2 separate regions of the Mus musculus genome follow, and region 2 is linked to region 1. A link is a loop called in an ENCODE intact Hi-C map of the cell type or tissue named here. Cell type or tissue: left cerebral cortex. All regions are shown on one strand. Each heading gives the region's core, and the rest is flanking DNA. Links, peaks and the distances in the headings are about the cores only. Region 1 overlaps Lypd6b (LY6/PLAUR domain containing 6B). Region 2 overlaps Kif5c (kinesin family member 5C).

What was found. A loop is a pair of places that touch in the nucleus more often than their neighbours do. Peaks named below come from ENCODE experiments on the same cell type or tissue, not always from the same donor. Only the 100,000 strongest peaks of a DNase experiment are listed, where the experiment ranks them.
Region 2: a loop joins it to region 1, with 2.2 times the contacts of the local background. A loop is called at or near these places in 3 of 42 quality-filtered maps.

The regions. Positions count from the first base shown.
Region 1 is chr2:49,914,203-49,922,536 of GRCm38, forward strand. The region is part of intron 2 of Lypd6b (LY6/PLAUR domain containing 6B); the gene reads left to right. Among named protein-coding and RNA genes, the nearest start is that of Lypd6b, 130 kb to the left of the region's middle. In left cerebral cortex, for the core only: no CTCF peak of the experiment used is centred there; DNase peaks (open chromatin) are centred at 4,616 and 4,759.
Region 2 is chr2:49,772,430-49,780,763 of GRCm38, forward strand. Kif5c (kinesin family member 5C) reads left to right here. Exons shown (of 26, transcript NM_008449.3): 26 at 1-2,349. Among named protein-coding and RNA genes, the nearest start is that of Lypd6b, 11 kb to the right of the region's middle. In left cerebral cortex, for the core only: CTCF peaks have their summits at 3,532 (motif pointing left) and 5,455 (motif pointing left); DNase peaks (open chromatin) are centred at 3,524, 4,421, 4,618 and 5,103.

The sequences.
Region 1 (8,334 bases), core at 222-8,221:
TGAGATTCTCAAAGAGCTGGTTAGACATTACTTCTCAATGTGATGGTGAGGGTGTTTGTAATTTAGTAGCTGCTCCTCCCCAAGATGCGCACCATTCCATCCATTGAAGGTCCAAATAAAACAGAAGGTAATGGAAGTTTGGATTCTCCTCCCTCTGCTTGGCCACCATGAGGCAACAGTGTCTGGCCCTAGTGACCCTTATGTTAAGGGACTGTAAGCTCAGACTGGCATTTACACAGCCTTGAGCTGTCAGGCCTTTGAACTACACAACCAAATTCCCAAGTCTTCATATTGAAGATGGCTGATTTATATGTGTACAAAATCCCTCTCCTTCGTGTGTGTGGTTGGTACTATTTCTCTAGAGACCCTAAGATATTCATGAGCATAATTGTGCTTTACTGAGATGTTCTAAAGATGAGACTCATTTGTGCATTTCTGGATGTTAAGAAGACATGGTGTTTGCCAGTTATCTATAACATTCATCCAAGTGAATCTCTGTCAGGTGAAGCCTTGGCCATTCTGAGTTTACTTGTTCATTCTACAAACCAAAGCGTATAAGTTTACATTTTGGCCTGGTGTTGAATTCAGCTTAATTCCAAGCCTTTTTAAATAGATCTTGATTCCTGGGTGTAGCATGTTGGCTGCCCTTCCTGGCATGATGCCATCATTAGGCTGATAAGAATTCTTCTTATCATTACTCGTGGTCGATAAAAAATTTTGAACAAATAAATAAAGACAAGGTTCTACCTCTCCTGCTGGGCAGTTAGTGTTGAGGCTTGCCTGTTAAAAACATTATTCGGTGGCTCACAATTTGCCATCCCTCCCCTAAAGATACAAATGTTATATAGTGCCCTATTAAAACCTATGTCCTTCGTAAAACTGCACTGATGTGATAGCTTGGAACTGTGTTTTGATGGAAAGGCAATTAGTCGGGCAATATTTTACTTTAATTTACTGTCTTATATCTCATCAATCTGTGCTTCCTTTTGTGTTTGTTCACAAGCCAACTGCTTTTTAACATGTGCCTTTATTTATTAATCCAGAAAAATGTTGGTTTGTGAATCATCAGTATCATATATAAGTACTCAGTATAAGACATGGTGCTTGCCTTCCAAGTGTTACAGTTAAGAGAAAGGAAAATATATATAATTATAACACTCTGTTGGTAAACATATACAAGCATTTATTTGTGTGACTTACAATAAGGATGGAGTTTTATAAACAATATAGTAAATATAATGCCTAGTAAATCAACGTCTTAGACAATAAGCAGCTGCCTGGAGATCTCAAAAGTCAGGGCAGGCACTGTTCATTACAGAGTAAGGACCCAGTGATAAGTGTTGGGAAGGGAAAAAGGGCATTTGAAGAATGGAATGAAGCCTTCCTTAGTCAGCTGCCTGGAGACTGGACTCTAGACTTGGCTTGATGTCTCCCACAGCTCCTGATCCTCTGACTGTGTCTTGTACTTGGCCACTTTATCTGCTAAGCTTCTTGTCCTTTTCTCAACCATCTATAGACCTCCAAATTATGTCTGGTTTGCCGCTTTGATTATGTAGTCCTGGTAAAAGAAGTTTGCAGGCAGTTCACAGGACCTGTCTGGTGGTCACCTACATCCTGACATGACAGTCACCCCATGGATTGAACAGGGAGCAGTGGGACAATGGCCATAAAGAACCTCATGGGCAGCCCTATAGACATACTTCCAACACACTTTGAAATTAGAATAACACTTAGGATTTAAATCTCCCATAAGTACACGTAGAAAATGCCTACCCTTTTACACCACCACTCGCTCCTAACAGGTGACATCCAGCCTTCTTTACTTTGAATGTTTTGTGTGCTTCCATCTTGGGTGAGTTATCTGCAGATTTGAAGTGGATCATACCAGCTGCATGCGAGGTTTACAGAGCATGGAAGGTGGTGCATCAGTCACTCCCAGAGGCACTACAGAGGGTTTTGTAGTTGAAGATAAAATTCTCAGCAGTGGTCTGAAGAGAAATACCTTCAAAGCTTTGAGCAGAGTGGGTCTGTCCAGTGCCACAAGAGAGCAAACCTGGACACCCAATGGTCACCTTCTTCAACCACATTCCCCTCTGTTTCTCTTTTGTAGCATGAAACTCTTTCAGGTTTTCATGGTTGGCTGTCGGTTCTTATCAGCTGGCAAGGCAGTTGACTAAGGTGCTCACTCAGCATCACTAAGATGCTTAGGAGTCTGCTTCCAGTGTCCTGGCAGTAATGAGAGGTTTACTGTAGTCAGTTGCTCAAGGTCTTCTTCCATCCGGCCAGTTCCGGTCTGTTCCCCACCCCCTTTGTTTGGAGATAGGTGTCTTCCCTTTTGTAAAGAAAATGAACGTAAATTATCAGGGACAGTGAAATACCAGGATGCTTTGCCCTGCGATCTAGCTTGGAAGGAGGTGGTGCACCGTCTGTGAGCAGATTGCATGCCTGCCGGTACTTCATTCTCCAGGGAACTTCCGCAGGGCCTATGCAGAGCCTGTTCCTAGGGTTGAGGGTGGCTCAGCTGAATATGCCACACCTAACAAAGATCTCAGACATGCTCTTTTTCTTACACAGCCTGGACTGTCTCCTTGCTCCTGAGTGTTCCTACAGTGGACAGTGAGATCCCTGGAGGACGGATAGCATTGGCCAAGTGTTTACTATTGACCAGGCATGGTGCAAACCACTGTCATCGTCCCTCTTCATTCCTCGGATTTGCTTCTCACTGGAGACCTGAAATATAACTTAGATCATTGTACTGAGGATAGAGAGGAATTTGAGACGTTAAGAGGCTGACAGTTCCTAAATGGACATCAGTCCTAAATTCAGGATGGGAACAAGGCATTCCGGACTCTGGTTAAATCCAGAACACATTTATCCTCACAAGCAGCTTGCTATGTTGAATAAGGAAGGCTGGATATTTAATCCCTAGGCTTCTCTTCCTTCCCTTCTTTCCTTCCTCCATTAATGTCAGGGCCTTAATATTAGTCTTTCATCTTTTAGAAAAAAACCTACATTTCAAGGACAGTACTTCATCACCCCTGGGCACTGGAGGTCAGTGTAAATTTAAGTAAAAGTGAGTTTCTTTCTCTTTACTCTGGCCTCCCCTGTTGGGAAGCCCTGGCCCTGGCCCTGGCCCTGGCCCTGCCATGCAGTCCCATGCAATGGCCGCTAGCTCACCTTGCGTTTGAAATTTTATTTTCCGTTTAACATCAGAAATGCCATTCTTTCTGGTCCTAACACATTGTCAACGTGATCTTCTCAGCCTGATGACTGTTTGATGGGCTCCTGGAAGCCTGCTGCTCCTCTTTCTCAACCGTGGTACGTTCCTGTGCTTATTCTAGCCAGTAGGTCTTCTCAATAAATCCATCAAAGGCCGGGCCAGTCTGCACAAAGCACACCTCCCACCTTCCGGGGAGGATTGAAGTGCAGTCTTTAGAGCTTGCCTGGTGAAGCACGAAAGTATACATCTGTGCGTTCCGTTCACGTATGGCTACTGCCGTGGTAGGGAGATTGCATTGTTTCTCCATGAGCTAATTAGTAGTGTTCCAAGTTTGGGAGTGAGGAAGAATAGCTCAGGCCGTACACAGTGATGTAGGAATCATTGACCTGTGACAAGCAGGGGATAGAAGTGCATTCTGGGAGTCCCACTTTGCTGTCCATAGTGATGCTTAAGTGCCAGTTATTTTGGAAGAATGCAAAGGGCAGTCCATGAATTGAGTTGCCAGGTTGGTGATCCAGGAGGCTTATATTCTCCCCCACAATTACAGGTCTTTGACAGAAATCAGAATTCTCCGAAGTGGTGCAGACGGGTTCAGGCAGCTACACAAGATATTTTACCTCTCAGACCAAGTCCTTTCCTTTCAGTGGCTCTTAGCAGCTAGTTGGCAATGTAGATAACTGTTGTAAAGTCCGGATTTTTTTTTTTTTATGTTGGTGAATTGCTTGTGAAGTCTACAGAGCTGTGTGATTTATTAAGTAGATTTTATATTTCTAACAGGGAGGATTAAAAAGACAAGCTCTACTGCTCCGATCAGCACATATGCTGTGGATGTAATTGTTTCTCCAGATTTTTAGCTGGTGTGTTTTTCTGTTAGCAGGATAGGCCAGCTCCTGATTTTATTTTTTTTTTAAAACCACACATTCTGGAGATCCAGGCATTAATCAGTTTGCAGAGAGCTGCCAATTCCTATCTTCCAGTCTCTTGCCACCAGCAAAATCTCAAACTACGCCTCACTCTTCTGCATCTTCTATCTTGAAGGGGGTGTACTATCTTGGGGGTGCAGCTCTTCGGGACCTTCAACTCTAACATCGCTTGCTTTCTCCAGCTTTTCTGAATTAAGAGCAAACACCTCAGCTGCTTCCCAATTCTCTTTGTTACTAGATAATTCACAAAGCTGGTAGGAAAAATTTCAGCATTGAGTTCAGACATAAACTGCTACATCTTCAGTAGAAACTTGCCACAAAATGTTATCACCTTTATTTATTTTCCCTGACAATGAGAAAAGGGAAGGAGATTTGTATGCTGGGGAATCTGCTTCGCTGACTGGAGAGGAGGCGGCTTCTGCTTTGCCTAACTTCTCTCCAGAAGATTTAATCAGTGTGCGCCGTCAAGAAAGAAGGATGGTCTCGCCTCCTGAAGATGCTTTGTCTGAAATGATAAACACAGTTAAGGTGACAGCAGGCCCGCGTGCAAAGTGAGGGAACTCTTGTTTATGACTGGAATATACAAAGACAGATTTACCAGGGGCTTTGTGCCTTTTTTTTCTCCTTCCCTAAACTTCCTGATTCAGCAGATGGTGCTGGGGCTGCAACTATGCTGCTCTGCGTAGAAACCCAGCCAAGCCGAATGATTCTTCACTCATAGGTGCTTCTAGGTAGTAATTCTTTGGTAGCAGTAGGAGTCCAGGCAGGTCTCAGTTCTTTATATTTCCCAACACTTGCAGCCTTTCCTCAAGGTGGTTGTTGTTGGTGGTGGTTGTGGGTGTCTTTTATTTCGACCTTAGTCTTAGTGTATCAGAGAATTCTAATGGAAAAAGCAAAGCAAAGCAAAGCAAAACAAAACAAAACAAAAACAGAACAAAACAACAACACAACTCAACAGTTGAAACGTGATTGAGTCTGACATTTTCTCTTGTTTTCTGCCTTCAACCTTGTGCCTATGCTTTCCCATCCTTTCTTTCCCTTAGTATGTGACCACTCAGATCTGTCTGTCTGTCTGTCTGTCTGTCTGTCTGTCTCTCTCTCTCACACACACATACACACAGATATCAGCATGTATGCTTAGTTGTTGCATAATCACATCTATTTGTGGGGCACAGTGTGCTACTTGAGTATTGTACACAGTGTATCTGCATGGCCAGTCACTGTAAATCCAACCTTCCCTATTAGCTATTCTCAAGAATGTAACTAACTGCTGTCAACTATAATGACTGTGCCATTTGATGCAGCGTTTATGAGGTCTTCCTCCTCCCTAGCTCCGCCCTGTTCCCATTTCCTGTTTTCCCTCCCTCCCCTCTCCTCCAAGCCTGCCTAGCTACAGGTAATCACTGATCTGCTCTTACTCAATTCTATGAGAATAATATTTTTTTCAATTTTTTCAAAAGGTATCATTTAAACAGTGGACATATTTACGGGGAGTTATGTTATATTTTAATACATGAATACACTGTTTAATGTTCAAATCCAATTAAACACTTGTCTACTCAAACATTTCTATATTGTAGGTAAAACACTCAAAATCCTTTCTTGTAGCTTTTCAGAAATATGCAGTATATTATTACCACCAGTAGTCACTCTACTTGAAATAGAGCAACACTATTATTACTCTCATCTCATACAGGCTCATCACCATTGGCTAGTCTTTCTTTGCCCCTCCCTAGCCATCCACAGTTTTAGCTTCTGCATATTTAATGAGAAGGTGTTTTGCTTTTCTTCTTGTGCCTGCCTTGCTATTCTCTAAGTTCATCCGTGTTGTCCCCAAATAGCAGGATTTCCTCTTTTCATTGCTAGAGAGTAATCTGCTGCATAGCCATCACCATTTCTTTATCTATTTGTCTGCTATGAACCCCTATGTTCAGATTTTAAACTTTGTTTTTATCAATAGGGTTTCTTTTGTCTACTTTGCTCGCTCCTTCCTGTGAAGTCTGTTCATCGTTCCACCACCTTCTGAGTCCTGTGTACCAAGGTAGCAGACATAACCCCAGAATTCTACCTCTTCACAAGATTCCTTTTGCTAAGAGACGGGCTAACAATAATATATCTCCCTCGCCACCCTCTCGTGTGACTCTCCTTCAAGTGGGCATTGTGTATGAACACACATTATCTTAGGCACCCTACATCTTAACTGTTCTTCGTTTAGTAAGTGTCATTATTTTCGTTATGGTTTTGTCCTGTACAGCACTTCTTTTCAACCCCCTCTTTCCATTTTTATGCTGGCGATTTCAGGTAAAATCAGTTCTTTTTGTCAAAAATTTCCTTATATTTAAAAACTCCATGGTAATCCTCACAGCACTAGCCACACAGAAAGTACGCATATGCACTTGTTTTGTAGAAACTGACCTCTGATGCTGTTCATGTTTTTAAGAAAGAAATCTCTTTCCTGATACATTCTTCTCCTTTATCAATCTGTATCGTGTGTAGGTTTGTTGAGGTTTCTAGCATTTGGGGGACTGTTCCAGCCTGAGTGCAGCATCAGAAAAGTGATTCACTGCCTACTACAGAAGAGTCTATACTGGGGGAAGCAATTCTCCTTTGACCCAGTAGCAGACTTTCATGTGTTTGTCATTCGTACAATAGGTATATAGATACTATATATACTATATTATATATAATGATACATATACTATATAATAATATGTAATATATAGTACATGCTATATAATATATAGTAGATATTTACAAATGATTATTAAAAGAATAAAAGAGAAAAATGTCTTAGTAGGTAAAGGTGTCTGCCAACAAGCCTCATACATGTGTATGTGCACACACACACACACACACACACACCCAAAATAAGTAAATATAATTTTTTAAAGAATTAAAAGAATAAATATATAAAAGAGAATGCAATATATGTGTATATAAGCATGGATTATATAGACACATAAATATGGTGCTCAAGGAAATTTTACTTTTAAAAGTTGTATTCAGTTACTGCTTTTTCCATCAATAAAAACTCTAAAGATAAACTTGGAAAGATGGTGTCAGAGCACGACATTTCAAATCCAATATACAGTATAGTTACCCACCAAGCAGAAGCCAGCAGCATTCATGGTGTGGTGGTTTGAATAAGAATGCCTGCCATGGACTTAGAGATTTTAGTGCTTGGTCACCAGGGAGTGGCTCTATTAGGAGGTGTGGCCTTAGTGGAAAAAGAGTGTCACTGGGGGTGAGCTTTGGGGTTTCAAATGCTCAAGCCAGGCCCAGTCTCTCTGTCTCTCTCTGTCTCTCTCAGTCTCTCTCAGTCTCTCTCAGCCTCTCTCTGTCTCTCTCTGTCTCTGTCTCTCTCTCTCTCTCTGTCTGTCTGTCTCTCTCTCTCTCTCTTCCTCCCTGATGCCTACTGATCCAGTTGCAGAGCTCTCTCTCTCCAGCACAGTGTCTACTTGTAAGCCGCCATGCTCCCTAGCATGATGATAATGAACTAAACCCTTGAATTTAAACAAGCCCCCCAATTACATGTTTCCTTTTAGAAGAATTACCATGGTCATGGCATCTCTTCACAGCAATAGAAATCCTAACTAGGACACATGGAGTCACCAGTGTGTCACCATCAAGGATCTGCAAACCCTGACTGCTTTCTTAGATATAGGTCCGTTTTCTTTTCAGTACCAAGGACAGAACCTAGGTTCTCAACAGCGCATGCTTCGCATCCGTGTCCCTCTCCCTAAGGGGTCAGAGAGCCTAGACCCCATAAGGGGCTATGAGACAGTTCCTAGCCTTTTTCCACGCAGTCTCTTACTCAGAGGTGTAGAATCCTAGCACTAAGTGCTGCACTGGCTTATATCCTGCTGTCTACCACACATTTCATGCCTCATTAAGGGATTAAATTTCCGAGCCTCTGGGATTCCTCTTGACGGATTTCATAACAAGTGCGATCATTGGCTGGCAGTGGCTGCTATGGCTGTTGTTTTCCTACTTAGACATCAGCTTGGTACTTTCGCACCTTCGACCTTAATTTCTTTGCAAACTTTTACTGTTTTGAGTTAATGATAAGAAACGAGATAATTGTTGCCTCGGTATCTATATGATCGTGTGGTTTAGCGCACTCCGTGGACCTTGTCAGGCCTCATTGGAGCACTGTGCGTGAAACCCTTGTCCTGATGCATGCATTAGTTC
Region 2 (8,334 bases), core at 39-8,038, 140 kb before region 1:
TTTCATGAATTTGTGGTTTAGATAGTAACATCCCCATTCATCTCAGAGAAATGACCCATCCTGTCATCTTATGTGCCCAAGAAGTGTGAGCTCACACCTTCTTCTGAAGCTGGTACCCCTGGAGTAAGGGGAGACTCTAGGCTTTCTCAAGGCTGTGAGGGTGGGGTAGAAAAAGTTAATGTGTGTGCTTATGCACATGCGTGTGTGAAATGTTGATGGCTGTGTATATTACCTCCAGGATTCTGTTGTATAGTCCTTTCCTAACACTGATTTGACTTAATTTATTTGTTAGATGTTGCCCTTTATAACAGTGTTTTGTTTTTAATTAGGTGTGAAAAGAAGACAACTTCTATTGAAGTATTTATTTTACAAAGATGATTTTGTGTTTACCTGTGTTCACTTTGTTTCATGTTGTTGCCACTGTTGGCTGCTATTGGAGTCTGATGGAGGGGTCCTTTGCAGGGCAAGTCTGCAAACCCCGTCAGTACCAACTGATGCCAGGTTAGAAGCTTGCTGTCTATGTTTGCTTCTGACTCGGAAACTGAAACGTTGGCCTTTAAGAGGGCTACCAATGGGATGCGTCTTGTCTAGAGGACCTGCTATTGTCTTTTAGACTTGTGTTTAGAAACTGGGTACGGGTCAGTAATACCCCATTCTTGGCTTTCATTAGCAGCCATTATAAAATGGATGATTTTAGATTCTTTCTAAAGCACTTTTCCCCCTAGGTTCCCATTTTCTACTTCTGAAGAGTTGTGGGGCACTTTCAAGTTTTAAAAGGCAGCATTCGTTTGTAGTTCACATTACTTGATCTCTACAAGGGCCTTACAAAATTCACTGTACTTTTATTCACAGAGAAAGTTGGCTTTGATGTCTTTTAGAGATAATTCTGCTAGTTGCTGATCAGCCAGTCAGTTCATCTAGCGCCAGTCTTTATAAGACCTCTAATCGAATTTTCTCACACTGTGACTAAAAGCTAGGCACGTCATTGGAACAGATCATGTGGTTTATTCAAGCAATCCCTAATCTCACATTGTCTATTAATTCCTTTATCAGAACAGTGTGCTCTCGGGCCGCTTTTTTAAAAGGCCATGTTTATAAAGTTTTCATTGTTTGACAGGCTGTTACATTCTATATTCTAGCTGTAAAAATCCCACTTCTGAACAGCCAAGTGGATGGCTCCATTTCGTCACATGTTTCACATTGCTGGAATGTATGCCAGTGTATGTTCTCTGAATAATTTACTATCTCATGCCTACTTCTTGAAAGTTTACTCTGAGATGCCGTAGGAGTGCAGCCAGATGGTTTAGACAAATAACCTCTGCCTGCCAGCCGTTGGGGTGATGATTAGAATGTTATTGAAGATAGTGGTTATGGTTGGGGCTTATAATGCCGACTGCATTTGATCAGTCCTTAGAGAATCCTGAATGTAGGTCTCATCTCTTCAAATGCTGAGCAGTTTGCTTTAGTGGGCATCAGGTAAAACAGTCAGAGGTGTTAGCCTTTTAAAAGACGGAGAATCACATGGTGAAGAATTCATAGAAGTGTTGTAATAAATGAAGGGCTAAAAATGTTTGACTAGAATGTAGATCCAGTGACACCTTGAAGCCTCCAAGTCCATATAGAGATGTGAGCTTGAGGGAATGGGGTTTGTGTCAGCTTCTCTTTCCTAGAATAGCTAAAGGATCGTAAAGCTTCAGTCACCCCTTCCTTTGTAGGGCAGGCGCCACGGGGACTCTGGGTAGAAGACATTGGGGGACACTTGTCATTAGCAGAAGTTTGTCATTGGGCAGGTTTTACTTCATTGTCCCATGCTGGCTATCTTGAGCAAGCTAAAGAACCATCACTGTTTAAAACTGCTTCCTAACAGGGTTTTGAGTTTTAAACAACTGTTGAGTAAGGACCAGATAACTGCCAAAGGAAACACTGGTCTGTGAAGTCTGCTTATTTACTGAGAACTGTGTATCAACTTTTAAACACTTCCCATGTGTGCAGATAAAAGGGGAATAGGGCTTTCTGTAGAATTCTATCTGTCTAGTTTGTAAAGTGTCATGTGTACTGCAGATGTCTGTTCTCTGGGCTTTATGTTCTGTACAGTAGATTTCATTAAGAAAAATTGTGGACAAACTTGTTTCTGTGGTTTGATGGGGGAGAATGGCGATGTGTATTTAAATAGCTATCCTGTGAGATAGAAATGTCCCCAAAGATCTGGAAGTAACCCTCCCTGGCCCTCGGAAAACTCTGGCTATCTCCTAGGTTCTAAAATGAAGATGTATGGATACTCTGGCAGACTGCATGTTGTATAATTTGAAAATACTCAAAACTGGACAATAAAACTGAGTTAAACTTTGACTGGTCTGGTGTCCTTATTTGAGCCCCAGCAGGGTATCTTGACAAGAAGTCAGGAAGTGTGTGTTGGAATGAAGCATGTTTTGAAAGAAGTCACTCCAACATGAACCACCTAAGTCAAAGCTTTGTTCTTTTTTGTTGCTGGCTTTTTGTTGTTGAGGTTTTTTTATTTCCCCTCTAGGTATGTGCTTAATTTTTTTTTTTTTTTCATGCCTGGCAGTGGTGGTGCACACCTTTAATCCCAGTCCAGCACTCTGGAGTCAGAGGCAGGTTGATCTCTGAGTTTGAGGTCAGCTTGAACTACAGTGAGTTCTAGGAAAGCCAAGGCTACACAGAGAAACCCTGCCTTTAAAAAACCAAACCAAACCAACCAACCAACCAAACAAACAAACAAAAAATTGCTTTCACAGTGAAACTAAAATTATAGTAATTCTATTTTTATCTCTAAAAAATAGATAAAGATTTTTAGGTGTGTTTTCTCATCAGAGTGGCAGGATTAATGGAGGAAGATTTCTATTTTGGTTCTCGGTTTCATAGTGTCTCCGCTCTACTAGGGGAAAGCAGCATGGCTAAGAAGCTCTGCCCTGGCAGTGGGGGTATCTGCCAATGACTCAGCAAAACAGCAAGCAGGTGAGAGTTTGGACTGCTTGAGAAAAGCGCCTGTTCTCATGGCAGGCATGGAACACTGTCCTCCTTCATCTGAGAAAACAAGGGTCCTGCCTATGCTGAAGGCCTCCTGGAATCATTTGAGAACGTTGGGGGCCACTTGTGGTCCTGCTGTGTGTTGGTTTTTAGTTTTAAGGTACAGATCTGAAGTCTCATGAGATGACACTAGAGTCTGAGGCTTCTGGAGAATAACCAATGACAGGACCCTGGATTATTTGCTTAATCACATTTTTTTTAAAACAAGAAACTCATTGCCGCCTGTGACTGGGGTCATGTGACCACAACTGGAATTGCATGTGTAAAATATCTTTGTTGCTGTTGTTAATGGTGTATGGGAGCCAGACAATGAGCCTCTCTGCTTTAATCAATTAAAAATGGAAAAGATGGGGCTGGAGTGAAGGCTTAGAATTTAAGAGCACTGGCTCCTCTTCCAGATGGCCCAGGGTTCAATTACCAGTATACATAGGGTGACTCACAACCCTTCCTAACTGTAGTCCTAGAGGATCTGATGCCCTCTTCTGGTCTCTGAGGGCTCTGCATGCACATGGCTCATAGACTTACATGCAGGAAAATCACCCATACAAGATAATAAAATGACAATAAAATTAAAGATAATAAAATTAAAGAATATCTAAATGGAAAAGAGGAGTGCTAAATGAATGCCTAGTGAGGGTAATGGTGGGCCCCACAAATACCGTGCTTTTATGATATCTATCCAGCTATCTAGAAATTATTCTGCACACATAGATTATATCTATCCAGCTATCTAGAAATTATTCTGCACACATAGATTATGATATCTATCCAGCTATCTAGAAATTATTCTGTCCAGATAGGACATTGATGAAAGAAATGGGTGTGGTTAACATCACCCTTGTTTGTTTAAGATGGGGAGCAGTCCTCTGAAAGAAACAAATCACCAAGCACATTTGAGTGTTCACAAGATGACCCCACAGATGAGGAACATGGCCCTGCACTGCAGTGGGGCTACCATGGCAGTCCTTAGGATGAGGTCTTTCTCCAGGTCTCCGATCCCTGGCTCTGAGATATCCCTAAGCTTTCCCCAGAAGCTCTGAGCTGAAGCATCTTCAGAACAAAGTGAACTGAAGAGCGATTTGCCAAGGCAGTCACTGGTGACATGAGCAGTGCTGCCTTGGTGACATTCCTGACAGCCATGTCTTGTAATGTGTCTTAGGGACATAATACACTGAACAGAAGTGGGAGGAGGCATTGCTCTGACACCTGAGATGACAGTGTGGGAGCCCTGACAAGAGGCCTCGAGCTGTGGGCTTGGTACTTTCTCCTTGACATTCGGTGGTTCTTCAAACTGCAAAGAAAACAGTTTCTGTCTGTTTAGTTGGGCTCAGAACCACTGTTGGAGGCCTTTTCTTACTGCGCCATGACTGGCAAAGGCTGGGCTCTGCATTTGTTCTCCATCCCTTGTGAAAGGTGTGCTTTTATTTCATCTTCAAGTCCCAAATAGCCTAGCACTTCCTAACCCCTCACCATTCCCATGATGGAACTCTTAAAAGATTCTCATAAGACAGCTATTATGAAGATTTATGCATAGCAAAATGTTATTCCTACAGAATGTGTAAATTAGGGATATCTCGGAGCTAGTTTTAGATGGCATGTGACAGCATCAGGAACTTAAAATACCCAGAAAGCCACAGTAAGCAGTCAATGAGTTTTGGAGAGCATTCTGGCTGGGCGCCAGACACTATTTTAAGTGCGTTACATGTATTAATCCATCTAATCCTCCTAATAACCCCATGAGCTAGGCACTGTTATCTTCTTTTCACAGGTGAGGAAAGGGCACAGAGAGGTTAAATAGCTTGTCCAAGTTCTCCCAGCTGGCAAGGGGAGGAGGCAGGATTTAAAATCTGCTTCTAAGGCTTGTGTGTTCAACAGCTAGTAACACTGCCTTTCAACACAATGATTGTGTGTGGGGGGGGGGGGGGCGCACAGATCGATAACCAGTGACTGATCTCAGGAACCTTTTATTAGGGATAGATACAAATTTCGTACTTCAGTAACTTTTCGTAGGAATCAGACTATGATGGCGTCATAGTCTGAATCACTTCAACCAGTCAGGGTTACTTGGGGTAATATGGAGTGGGATGCAAGGGTGCCTCCAGACACTGAGCTCTAGGAAGGAAGAATATATACTCCAGCAGCACCCTTGTCCCTGGAAGAATCTCAACACATAACACACTTAGTCGTGAATCAACCCTTGTCATAACTTGCTAATTGTATGTCTGTAAAAATTTGACATTATGCGTAAGTTTTCTCTTCAAGACAAAGTATATAACATATACTTAAGTCAGGAGGACCAACACATGCTTGCCCTACCTCAACAGGCTCCTGAAGAAAGTCCAATGGTACTGGATAGTGGTTCTTTTGTCGCCATGGATGTGGGAGGCCCTCTAGAGGCAGCCCATGCAACCCCTGCTGAGAGCTGCTGCCCCACCCCCTGGCCTGTCACAATGATTAATAGGATTTCATTTTAGAGCTTAGGTTTTAGAAAAAGCAAACATGCCAATCATACCACACATGCACACGCAAGTCCAACTACAGGAAGGGGTGGGAACAGAGTCGGGTTCCCTTAAAGCTCCCCATGTAGCCATAGATTCCCGTTACCCAGGCCTGGCCTATGGGGACTTTTCTGATGAGCTGCCAAGGGTTGGCAAGGGCTGCATAGAGTGCTGATGGGATGCTAACTTCATCAGACAGCTCCAGATCTTAGCTCCAAAGGCCTTGTAGACAGCAGATATTCCTAGAGTATAGGTTATTGGGCAGTGATTCAGCAGAGCTATTCCACAGCACAAAGGAAGACAGACTCGACCATGGCGCCAACTCTCAGTTTCTGTTTGACCAGCTAGAGAATAATAAGCATTTGACATTGCAGGCTCAAAGATCTCATGTCCATACCCAGACCATAAAGGTTTAGCTCACTGTCCACTGTATACTTATTTGGATTGTAGGGATCAAATGAGAGTGTATAGGAAAGTACTCTGTGCTTCTTAAATATAAGTGAGCGCTATTGGGGCAGACAACCTGGGAGAAAACATCTCCACTTTTTTCTATTGCCTTCCATGTATCTCCCCGACACATAGAAGAACGGGTAAAGGCAGCGTTAGGATTCATTGGCTTCTACCCAGTGAAATTAAATCTCTTTATTGCCCTCTGTCTTGAGGCTCTCATTCCTTCCTAATCATCTGGGGTGCTATAATGAAGTGGCATGGGACCAGGTCACATACACAGGGCCATCTATTCCTCCCTATGCTGGAGCCTGAGAGTCCAAGGTCAGGATGTCAGTGTGGTTGCCGTCTGGTGAAGAAGGCCTCCAAATTGCATGCTTCTGACTTTTCTAGTGCCTTAACATCCGCAGAACAGGGGCTCTCTGGAGACCTTTTCCTTAGAGAGCTAATCTCATTCATGAGGGCTCCATTCTGGAGACCTAGTCACCTTCCATGGTGGTTTGAATGAGAATGCCCCCATAGGCTCATCTATTTAAATGCTTGGTCACCAGGAAGTGGCATTATTTGAAAGGATTAGAAGGTGCGGCCTTGTTGGAGAGAGTGTGTCATTGGGGGTGGATTTTGAGTTTTCTAAAAGCTCATGCCAAACCTAGATTCGCTCCCTCTCCCTTTTCCGCCTCTCCTCTCCTCTCCTCTCCTCTCCTCTCCTCTCCTCTCCTCTCCTCTCCTCTCCTCTCCTCTCCTCTCCTCTCCTCTCCTCTCCTCTCCTCTCCTCTCCTCTCCCCTCCCCTCCCCTCCCCTCCCCTCCCCTCCCCTCCCCTCCCCTCCCCTCCCCTCCCCTCCCCTCCCCTCCCCTCTCCTCTCTTCCCCTCAACTCTCCTCGCCTCTCCTCAACTCTCCTCCCCTCTCCTCAACTCTCCTCCCCTCTCCCTCTCCCCTCCCCCTCCTCCTCCCTCTCCCTCTCTCTCTGTCTATGGCTCAGGATATTGAACTCTCCGCTACTTCTCCAGAATCATTTCTGCCTGTTTGCCACAGTGTTCCTCACCACAGTGTCTTAACATCCACAGAACAGGGCTCTCTGGAGACCTTTTCAGAAGAGAGCTAATCTCATTCAAGAGTGCTCCATTCTGGGGACCTAGTCACCTTCAGAGGACTAACCTCTGAAACTGTAAGCAAGCTCACAATTAAATGCTTTAAAAAAAAAATGAGTTGCCTTGTTCATAGTTTCTCTTCCCAGCAGTAGAATAGTGACTAAGACACCTTCCCATAGGCCCCGGCTCTGTATACCATCACACTGGAATTAAGTTTTGGCGTATGTGTTGGGGTTGGGGTGGGAACCTCTCCACCCTCCCTTCCTGAGAGGAAAAGCAGCTCAGATGTTACATGGGTGGAGAGCATGCCATGGCCTGTAAGTAACTGTGGTGAGGTTTCAGGCTCATTTCTACGCTGTGCCTTGAGGCTTTTCACGCCGGAGAGCTTGTCAGGAGTCGAGTCCTGACCTTGGATAATGGGCCAAGTCCATGCTGTTTCCCATGGATGGAGGAAGAATCGTGGTAATCACAGTTAATGCCAGGAGATGAAATCCCAGGGGCTTTTGAAGGAGCTTAGCAAATTCCCTACAGGGAGCTAGAGACACTCAGGAGTCATTAAACCAAATTGCACACAAAGCACATTCGGCTTCTGCCAGAATCTAGAATGTTTTCTATAGCAAGGCCAGGTAGGTACCTGAGGACTCCCTTCCAGACTCTGCAGACACAAGAAGTTGCCCCCTCCACTGCACCAGCCCACTGTGCTGTGTCCACGGGCCTGCTGTGCATAAATAGGAGATAACAGTGGTCACAGACTTTGCTCTGTATGCGTTATCTCTGGAAACCTATGAGAAATCCCGGGTAGCAGCAGGTGGAGGAACCTGACCATGCCCCAGAGCTCAGGCCCTTCCTTCTGTTGTGGTCTATTTCAAAGGTTCAGAGTTGTAGCTATTACTGAATGCTACTCCCAACTTCCCCTAAGAATTGTAAATAAAATAAACAATGTCTTTCAAAGTGGTTCTCCTTTATTTACATGGAGCAAATAAACGGAGGAGTTCTTAACACATCAGTAAGTATGTAGGGGCAACTTGAGGATCTTCTGGCAGACAACGGAACAGCAGGATAGAAGAGGAGCATACAGAACCACCATGTTCTCTTCAGGTCACATGGCTCCTGCCACTTCCTACATATCACTTCCTGCATGTGGTAGGCAGAACTGTCCAGGCAGGGTCTGTTTTGTACAAACCCTTGCACAGCAAGATCAAAGCTTTGGTTGCATCTCAGAAACACCCCAGCATTGGAAGCTTCTCTGA